Linked DNA regions of Mus musculus: region 2 is linked to region 1. A link is a loop called in an ENCODE intact Hi-C map of the cell type or tissue named here. Cell type or tissue: heart. All regions are shown on one strand.

What was found. A loop is a pair of places that touch in the nucleus more often than their neighbours do. Peaks named below come from ENCODE experiments on the same cell type or tissue, not always from the same donor. Only the 100,000 strongest peaks of a DNase experiment are listed, where the experiment ranks them.
Region 2: it touches region 1 in a loop (4-fold over the local background); 3 of 42 quality-filtered maps call a loop at or near these places.

What each region holds. Positions count from the first base shown.
Region 1 is chr1:39,865,840-39,870,839 of GRCm38, forward strand. No RefSeq gene overlaps it. Among named protein-coding and RNA genes, the nearest start is that of Gm35600, 16 kb to the left of the region's middle. In heart, no CTCF peak of the experiment used is centred here; DNase peaks (open chromatin) are centred at 2,292, 3,412 and 4,162; H3K27ac peaks cover 3,003 bases.
Region 2 is chr1:39,711,207-39,716,206 of GRCm38, forward strand. Rfx8 (regulatory factor X 8) reads right to left here. Exons shown (of 15, transcript NM_001145660.1): 3 at 172-233. Among named protein-coding and RNA genes, the nearest start is that of Rfx8, 7.3 kb to the right of the region's middle. In heart, no CTCF peak of the experiment used is centred here; DNase peaks (open chromatin) are centred at 1,255 and 3,115; H3K27ac peaks cover 2,775 bases.

The DNA of each region.
Region 1 (5,000 bases):
GAAAAGGCAGTAACTACGGCCCAGGGAAGAGCTGAGCATTAAGGACCATTTCCATAGACATGGAAACCTTCACTGTTGCTGTTGAGTGATGGAGAGGACCACACTGAGAGGGAGCCTGTGACCTGTGAGAGCAGATTCTCTCCTTCTGAACAAATGGCGACGTAAAATGGAAACATAAAGATATGTACCAAAAGTATGTTTTTAAAAAGTCTGGACACATGCAGGCTAGAGACAAGGCTCAGTCTTTAAAGTTACTGCATCCAATTCCCAGCACCCACATGGTGGGTCACAACCATCTCTAACTCCAGTTCCAAGGCATCTTCTGCCCTCTATGGGCACTGTACACATGTGGTACACAGACATACATTCAGGCAAAACACCCCTATGTTGGGCGCTGGGCATGGGGGAATAAAGGGAGTGGGAGAAAACCTGTGTCCTGCCAGAGTTCCCGTGCTCTGGGCTGGTGGACGAAGGAGGACTGCCATAGGCTTTCCACGAGGCCCCGGGTAGGTGTCTGGCTGTGGGAAGCTCAGGACCCAGTCCAAGGGGGTGGACAAGTTCTAGGTCTCTAGGCCTCATGGAAGCTAGAGATAACAGGTTCTCAGTCTCGGGGATCCCAGATGCCGCTGGACACCGCAGAAGAGCTGAGAACAAAATGGGGGCCCCAGGGACGGCTCAGTCAGCCCCGGGGCTGAAGGGAAGAGAGGGCAGGGAGAGAGGTGGTGCTGGGTGGTTCCCAAGCAGATAAAAGTCCTTGGTTTGGTCTGTGGCTGGAGTGCAGGAAGGCCTTCTGGGGAGAAGTTAGATGTAGGTCTTTAGGGGAAAGCCTATCTCATCGTTCAAGCACAGTGGGCCTTGATCAGCAGAGACAGTCTATGGTTTTAGAGCCTTATTGTAGAAAGGCAGGGAGAAAGAGAGAAGGTAAAAAGAGGGAGAGAGACTGGCCATGCCACGTGGAGAGAGGGGGGGAAGAGAGAGACAGAGAGAGAGAGAGAAGGAAGACTAGAGATGATAGTAAGCAAAGTAAGAGCTTAGAGAGAGCGAGGAGGGGCCAAGCAGCCCCTTTTATAGTGGGCTGGGCTACCAGGTAACTGTGGGGAGGAGCATACTTGGCTATAGTCAGATAACTGTGGGGGTGGAGTCTAGCCAGAATGCCAGAAGCTTGGGGCTTTATCTATGTGACTGATAGTCACACACCTCTCTTGCGGGGGCTGTGGGGGTAGTAACTTCAACAGGAACCAGGGGTCCAGGAGACATAATCTAACACCTTCTGTCCCATGTTGATGGAAATCACCACTCACAGGTCCCCGGGGTTCCAGACCTTTGCTCGACTGGAGACCAGGCTGTCTGTGTGCACATATACAAACTTTAACATTTGTTTTAAAAAGAATGGAGATGCAGGGCCAGGGAGATGGCTGAGTTGGGAAAGTGCTCTCTACTAAGCAGGTCAGAGCCTTAGTAGCACCCAGGGAGGAGCTGGACTCTTTGGTCTGTGCCACAGGAGGCGCAGAAAAAGACAGATGGATCTCTAGAGCTCACTGGCCGGCCAGGCTGTCCGAATGGCTGAGCTTCCTGCTCAGTGAGCAAGGCTCTCTTCCATATTCTCTCCAAAGTCAAAGTGCGAGATAAAACGGAAGGGGCCTTTCAATTACCTCTGCCCTATACACACACACATAGACACACACATACTCACACCACATACCACACATAAGTGTACACATGGACCTGAATGTGCACACACACACACACACACACACACACACACACACACACACACACACGGACCTGAATGTGTACACACACACACACACATACACATGGACCTGAATGTACACACACACACACACACACACACACACACACACACACATACACACACACGCGCGGACCTGAATGTGTACACACACACACACATACACATGGACCTGAATGTACACACACACACACACACACACACACACACACACACACACAACCAAAATAGGGAGACAAGAAAAAAATCCAAAGAAGCAGCGGAGCTGGGAACACATTTGAAAGCGAGCCGTGGAAAGGCTGGGTGAGGCAGGCCTGGGGTTTTGTTCCAAGCTTGGAAAATGATTTTACTTTTACCTTTTTATGTATGTGCACAAATGCAAAGATGAGAATCCTCTAAAGAGAAGGAGGAAAGTTTCTGGCTGCCTTTAGTCTTTAGGTGTCCGGAGACTGGAGTGCTTTGAGTAATAACCCAGGATCAGAAACACAGCCAAGCCCCGCCCGCATCCTGCCAGATGCCGCTATCCACAGGTCCCCAGGGCAGTGTCTACACCCCTTCAGGGACTCAGCTGGCCTCTGGATCTTTGAAATCATTCTAGAGGTCACTGAAGGCAGAGTGATTTCTCTTCAGTGGCTTCCTGGTGAACAAAACCCACACTCCGTCTCCAGTCCTATCTTGTTTAGCTAGTGAAAGCAAGGCAGAGGTTGCCAGGCTAATGAACTACCTGATATATTTAGCTAGAAAGATAATGTAGCTCTAGTGTTTGGATTTATCAAAACCAATTCCAGATGGCACCCAAGCCACAGAGAGAGGGCCATCTGGTAAGTAAGAGCCGGGCTTGTTTCTCTCTTTCTCTTCAAGGTGAAGGGCAGATGATAAACAACACAACTTCCTGTGCTAAAAACCCAGGCTGTTGGAAGGATGGCCCCTGAGCCTTACATCTTATCTGTGTTCATTCAAATACCTGGGCCACCATACTCCTTCAGATAGAGTCATTGGCTGAGCTTAGAAAATGACCTGATGCAAGTGGAAAGGTTTCAGTGTCTCCCGTATGCAGTGTATTTCAGAGAAACATGCACTCCTGGGTAACAGAGCTAGGCATTAATAAAGTCATTGGACAGACCCTTCAATTACACAAATTCCTCGAGTACATAAACCAATAAAATCAGAAATTATGTTTCTTTCTGAAACGATTTAAGCCACTGTGGTCATGTTTTGTTTAGCACCATTGGTGATGTTTTGAGGACATTCTCTGCTTGACAAGGTGTTTTCTGCCAGACACTTTCTTTGCCTGTTCCCTCTGAAACAAAACATCCCATGCTTCTGTTTATTCACTAGTTTCCCTGCTCTCCAGCACCCCTCCCCCATCTCCACCTACTCACACACAGCCCGGCCAGGCTAATCTTCTTTAAACTTTGCTCTGTTTGTAGAACTTTACAACTCAAAAGACAGTCACTACCTCTCTAGTGTCAGGAAGATAGTGCGCAGGTTGTACAAAATACCATCCCTCTTGCTCACCTCTGCCTCTGAACCTAAGTCCCCAAGGAGCCAGCCTCGTGAATGCTTCAATTTCCTCCTCCTACATTAAGATCAATTTGGCCTCCTGAATTCCGGAAGTGTGAGATAATTCTTTGGAACTGTTTTAAGCTACTAAGTTTGTAGCTGGGTCTGGAATCAGTAAGAAGCTAGACTAGCTTCTCTGAAGACTGCCCTGGTTCTAGTCCAGCTCTACACTGTGGGACTTCCACGAGGTCCTACCTGGCCCTGGCCCAGGGGCTGAGGCTGATGGCCTCACAGACATCCGTTGGCAGTCACATGTGGCACATTTGGCTCCTGTCGTGCCAGGCCCAGTTTAAGTGTTAACACTCCCACACCTGTGGTTACTGAACTGGACAGTGAAGACAGGGAATAATTCCGATGTCGTGAAAAGGTCTTTTGGGCAGCACAGGTTCGAATGGAATACACATCACTCCCTAAAGTCCACGGCTGCTAAACATGGTGAACTGAGCCTGAGCTCAAGCCCCACACTGTGGAAAGACAAAACCAGCTCCCTGAAGTTGTCCTCTGACCTCCCCATCTGCTCTCTGGCACCAGTACCAGCTCAGAAATAGCATTAAATCGCAGGAGGATCTGGTTTTGGGGGCCTTGGGCATCTCCAAGCTGATGAAACAGGACTTGGAAGGAGCATACGGACTAAAAAACACACCTCAGAACACTTCAGTCTTCCTGCAGGTTCTCACACCAAGGCAGGGAGGTCCCTAGGGGTTAGCGCTCCCACTCACAGCCGGCCTGGGGCATTGAACGGGAAATCTGGTTCCCAGCCAGCAACCCTGCTTATCCCGAGTTCAGCAGTCTCTATTTGGAACTTTCTCTAATTAGACCTGAAATCAATTGCCTTTCCTGTGATGCAAGGCAGTGATCTGTGTTTTCCCAGTGGACAGCAAATGTCCTACCACTTCTCACACTAATTTGAAACGCCACTTGGGTGACGAAATAAATCCCAGGGTGTAGATGGAGCTTCTCTGAGAATCTCTCCCGCGCGGCAATCACCCCGCTCTGTGGTAGTCTGGCGGTTTGTTTCACAATCTGGCAGAGCAATTCTCCTCTCTTTATCCTCGCTTTTTCAGTATTTCTGTCGGTTCTTCATACTTCTATCTTCCCCGATGCATTTGGAGTCGGTTTGCCAACTTCCGCTAAATATCCGATTAAAATTCCCTTTGGAGTTTACAGACCGCTGAGCTCATTGACAGTTTTAAAACATGAGCGCTCTTATTTTTGATGTGTACTCTCGTATTTCCTAAAAGCTGTAAAATTTTCTTCATTTCATTAAAATTCGCCTCTTTGGTATTTGTCCTTAAGGAGAAAAGACCTTTGAGCAGTGTTTCTCAACCTGTGGGTCTCGATCCCTTTGTGGTTGTTGAGCCTGTATCACCCTGGCTTCTATGGGACACTCATATTATTTCACCAATAAGTAAGGAAATTAGCAAAGGAAAATTCTTTTTCTAATTCACTTGGAAAGAGAGGTTGGGATTTGGTGGAAATTGTGAGAGAAGACTATACATGTTGTTTTTCTTCTTTAGTTTGCAAATGTTCCATTCTAGTGAGAGATTTGTCAGGGTTGGACTGTCCTGGACTCTTGGCACAAACCTGCAGGGACAGTCACTTTTGAGTTTCTAAGAGCTCAGAGAAAAATTTCACTTCACAGGCTTTTTTTTAAGTCCCTATGTTTTCAGTAGGAAATCTTTTC
Region 2 (5,000 bases), 150 kb before region 1:
CCTGGAGTCTCCAGATGATTGGGGGTCGGGGGGGGGTAGTCTCAGCCACAGCACCCTTTGGTGAGAGCTGCCGAGTACAGCTTACTCTGTGTCACACATTTTATTGATTATTGTGATTTCCCTGCATTGTCATTTTCTTCATTTAACACAAAACAAACATTAAAACCCTACCTGGCACTTCCTCGTGTGCCCAGCCTCCGGGTGCCCAGGTCAGGGAAAACCAAGCGCACAAGCTGTGGGAATGAGACAGATTTAAAGATGCAGTTTGAAAACTGAAAACAAACTCACTTCATCTACACTTACTGAGGAGCCATACAAATGATCCAAGCTGGTTCCAAAAGGGATACATACAAAGGAAATTAGAACACACCAGATGGGCAAAGTCACAGAATGAAATCCTGGTGTCCCATCTGGGGCAGGTAATGTCCTGGCTTAGGTTCCCAGTACCAAAACTCTAAGGCAGCAGTTCTCAGCCTGGGGGTCTCAACCTCTGTGGGGGAGGTCAAACCTTTCACAGGGTCGCCTAAGACTATGAGGAAACACAGATATTTGTATTACGATTCATAACAGTAGCAAAATTACAGTTGTGAAGTATCATTGAAAATAATGTTATGGTTGGGGTCACCACAGCACGAGGAACTGTATTAAAGGGTCGCAGTGTCGGGAGGTTGAGAGCCTCTGCGTACTGTCCCAACAGTCAGGCTCTCCAGACTGAATTGCTGGCAACGAACTCCGTTTGGTCTTGCTTTCTGCTCTCTTCAATGCTACATTGCTGACTGGCATCACGAAGACTCTCTGGAAATTGGATTATTGACAGCTGTTGGGTCTAGCCTGTGGCTGCTGGGTCTAGCTTGTGGTTGCCGGGTCTAGCCTATGGCTGCTGTTGCTCTTCTGCTGTTTTCCTCTTTCTCTGGTATCATAGCTACTTTCAGAGTTGACCATGGGTCTTCTCATTTCAGAGGGTTTAGTGAGTGGATGGTACTCAACTGTAGAATAACAGTCACTTGGATTCCGATTCTCATCTCCCGCCCGGCTGAGTTACCTTGATGTGTTTTATATTCAGGGACACTACTCGTGTTCCAGTTTTCAACCGGACTCTATCCCGGTGGCCATATCCAGGGATTAACTACAGGTAGGGTATCTAGGCTCACACCTGCTGGAAGGGGAAACCCTGCATGTAGGGACAGTTTAGAAGCCGGGGCAGGGAAAGCCACAGGCCTGCCAATGACTTCTGTTGTTCCTCTGCAGAGCTGTTCCGCCCAGCTCCTGCTTGGCTGTGTGCCGCAGCCTCCCTTTGTATGAGCTCCCAGGAGCAGCATTTGAGAGAAGTGAGACGGGCTTCCCCTTATCTGACTTCTCATCTTTCTCTTGTCCATATCTGTCTGTCTGTCTGTCTACCTATGCACCTATCATCTATCCATCTATCCAGCTACCTGTCTGCCTACCCATCAGGCCTCCATCCATCCATGAGTCCATCTTTAATCTACTTACCCTTGCAGTATCTACACAACAGGATGGAGCAAAGAGATGACAGATGGATGAAAGAATGGATGGACAGACAGACAGATGGATAGATGGATGGATGGATGATCAAATGGAGGGATAGGACAGAAGGATGGATGGATGGATGGACAATAGACAGATAGATGGGCAGATGGATAGGTGGCAGATGGATGGACGAACGGATGGATGGATGGATGGATGGATGGATGGATGGATGGATGGAAGAACAAACTGCCTGACAACACATTCAAGGGGCTTGCATCTGTGGGCATCTGCAGTGAAGCAAAGATGAGGACGTGTGAATGGCTTCTTGCACAGAGGCCCCCTTCCTGGCTGTGAGGGAGTGTGGGAAGGTTAGTCCAGTCACTCAAAGTGTTTTCTGGGAGGCTACTGCAGTTGCCATCTTCTGACAACCCAGAATTCATGTGGGTAGGACGAGGAGGGCCTCAGTAGCTGAACAGAAAGGCCACTGTGAGCACCATCCACAGTCTGTTCAGGCCAAGAATCATCACGCACTTTCTGCAGTCAGCAGGGCAGGAGAAAGATGGGCTTGCCCTGTGTTGTTCTTGAACATGCAGAAAGCAGGCAGATGCCAGCAGGCTCCTCCAGAACACCGACTACCAAGCCAAGGAACACGTACTGGAAAGTGCCCAAGGCGGGTACCAAAGAGCCCACCACACCAAAGGGTCCAACTGGCTCGTATAGAGTAAAGCCTCTCTCATTTTCCTTTCTTCTTCCTTCCTCCCAGGAAGGTTCAATCAACAGCTGGCAGCACAGTCGGAAGGAGAGGCAGGAAACGAGCCTCTACACCTGCTTTGTGGCATGCCACAGTGCTGGAGGAGAAGGGGAGACCACACCACTTGAAAGCTGTGTTGAGTCTGGCCACTCGTCGAGTGTGGTTAATCCCAGAACTTGAGAGGCAGAGGCAGGCAGATCTCTGTGAGTTCAGGGCTAGCCTGGTCTACAAGGCAAGTTCCAGGATAGACAGGTGTCTTGCACAGCCCTAACAAAGCAAAGCAAACAAAACAAAGAATTTGTATACTCTAAGAGGCTGGGGTTTCAAGAAGCAAGCTGCTATGGTTGAGTGGATTAGGAGGACAAGAGACGTTCGCCTCACCCAGGGCTTCCAGGGAGGCCTGCTGCTTGCTCACCAGCTTGTCAGGACAGAAGGAGACAGATGGCAGGACACAGGGACAAGGGCAGGATATGAAGGCTGTGCTTCCTCCCAGCTCCTGCTTGCTGTTCACACTAGTGTGTGTGCACACGTGTACAAATGGACCATGGGAGCAAGTACACCTTTGGGGGTGGGGCCTCAGCCAGTCTTTATTTTTTTCCCTTCTTAACACTTTTCGATTTCCACACTGCTCACAAAGGAGACGCAATCTGATTCTAATCAGAGACACAGTCGTTGACGTTATTTTAGCAGAGGAAGCCAACCTCCGGAAACTCCCCAATCTGTGGAAGATACGGTTTGCGGCCAGAATGAGCACCACACAGAGCACGCCGATCCTGAATCATCTGTGCAGGAACTCCTTCGGAATCAACTCAGTCCCCGGGGGAGGAGGGAGGAAGTGAGAATTGGATATTTTGTTGTTTTTCTTGTAAACATGGTTTGTGGTCATATCCTTTCCCCTTCCTTTCCCTTCCCCGTTTAGAGCAGCTTTGGCACACAGGATACATTCCCAACAATCGGTCCCTTCCACTGGCCTATTCTCTAGGCAACTTGCCAGCCAAACTTAATGTTAGAACCTTGGCATCTCTTGAGTGGATTCTAAGGGAAACATTAAGACAAAGAATTCAAAATAAACGGAGGGGTCAGACACTGAGGTCTCCTTGCTTTCCTTTGGAATGCTCTGCAGCGTGAAACAGCCTCCTGACAAGAACTTTTTCCTGTTGTTCAGTGCAGAGACTGGACAAGGGGGTTCCACATGGCTAAGCAAGAGCTCTACCACTGAGCTATATATTCCTGGACCCTAGATCTTAAAAAGAAGGGGAAAGAGAATTTTCTGCTAGAAGTGAACAACCTCTAATGACACCATTCTGGAGAAAGAAAAATCTCCACAACCTTAGCAAAGATTGGACCCGGTGGAAGTTACCTTCTTCCCTCCGAGGAGGCCCGCAAGTGGGCAGCTAAGAAAAGGCTGCTGTGCCAGGCTACCTAGGGCTCATCAGAGCCTTTGATGACATTTCCTAAAACACTGAGTGTCAAAATGACAACTGTTTGGGCTGCAGGGTAACAGCTGGGAACTCCCAGTGGGTCAGAAAACCTTTCTGAGTCACCCTGTAGGACACAGAGATAAAAGGGACCTTAAATGCAGTTTCCCTCTTTGGTTTTTATCTACTTATGTTAGAGTATTTACAGTTTATAAGCCAGTCTTGGGAGACCTAGATTAATTTGACTTGTATGTGTGTGTTTTGGGGGCGGGGGGAGTATTTATTCTTGTTGGTGACACATTTAAATTGAAACAGAGAGAATGACCGGAAGGATAAAAGCCCCAAAGAAAATAAAAACAAACGGAAAACAAATGAATGGAGCAAAGGAGAAAGCAAGCCTGTGCCCGCACACACCGGAGAGGAGAGGCCTAGGCGGCATCCACAAACTGAAGCCCACAAACTAAAATGGGTCTGCAGGAAGGCAATCAGGAGCAGCCGTGACCGAGGCTCGGCGACGAAAGTAATTGCTCCCTATATTAAAGCAGCGGACGTGTTGGAAGATCCAACCACGCTTCAGAAGCACAGAATGGCCGTCAGGGCTGGACACGTCAGCCTCAAGGACTGAGTTGGAAGAAAAGGTCTAAACGGTTCAGTGTTTGGGAAAACACGGCAGCATCCCCAGGATTGCTGCTGGAAGATAAGGAGAAGCCGCTTTGCGAAGAGCTTGGTCTGTGTGTGTGATCAGACACCTTGTGACTCTCCCTTGTCACTCTTCAGGTTCACGCCTGATAGAAGATCCTCACTTGCTTTGCCCTGGCACAGGCTTGGTCCCAACAGCAATGCCAGGAAACAGTCCTGATGCCTGCCACCGTGGAGGGTTTCACAAAGCGGGATGTCACACATAGTATTTAATGACAAAAAGCTCACCAGTTGGCTGGAGGCTGTTAAGACCCTGGATGTGCCTGTCTCTGTCTCCTTAGTGCTGAGATCACAGATTTGCATGACCACACCCAGCTTCTCCCAGGGATGCCGGGGACCTGAACTCAGGTCCTCAAGCTTGCTAGCAACGCCTTCCCCTGAATTATCTCCTCCATTAAAGTAGATCTTTTGTCTTCATCAAACTCTTTGGTCTTACTATCCAGACAACAAGAAGGAGGTAGAGAAAGAGGAGGAGAAAGACAACAAGAAGGAGGTAGAGAAAGAGGAGGAGAAAGGACGAGGAAGAGGAAGCTTAACAATCAGGCCATACATTTACCAGTGATCAAATAACATCCTAAAACAACCCAATTCTGTATACACAAGGATCCTTGCAAAGAAGGGGGGGAGTGACTGGTCAGCGTTAT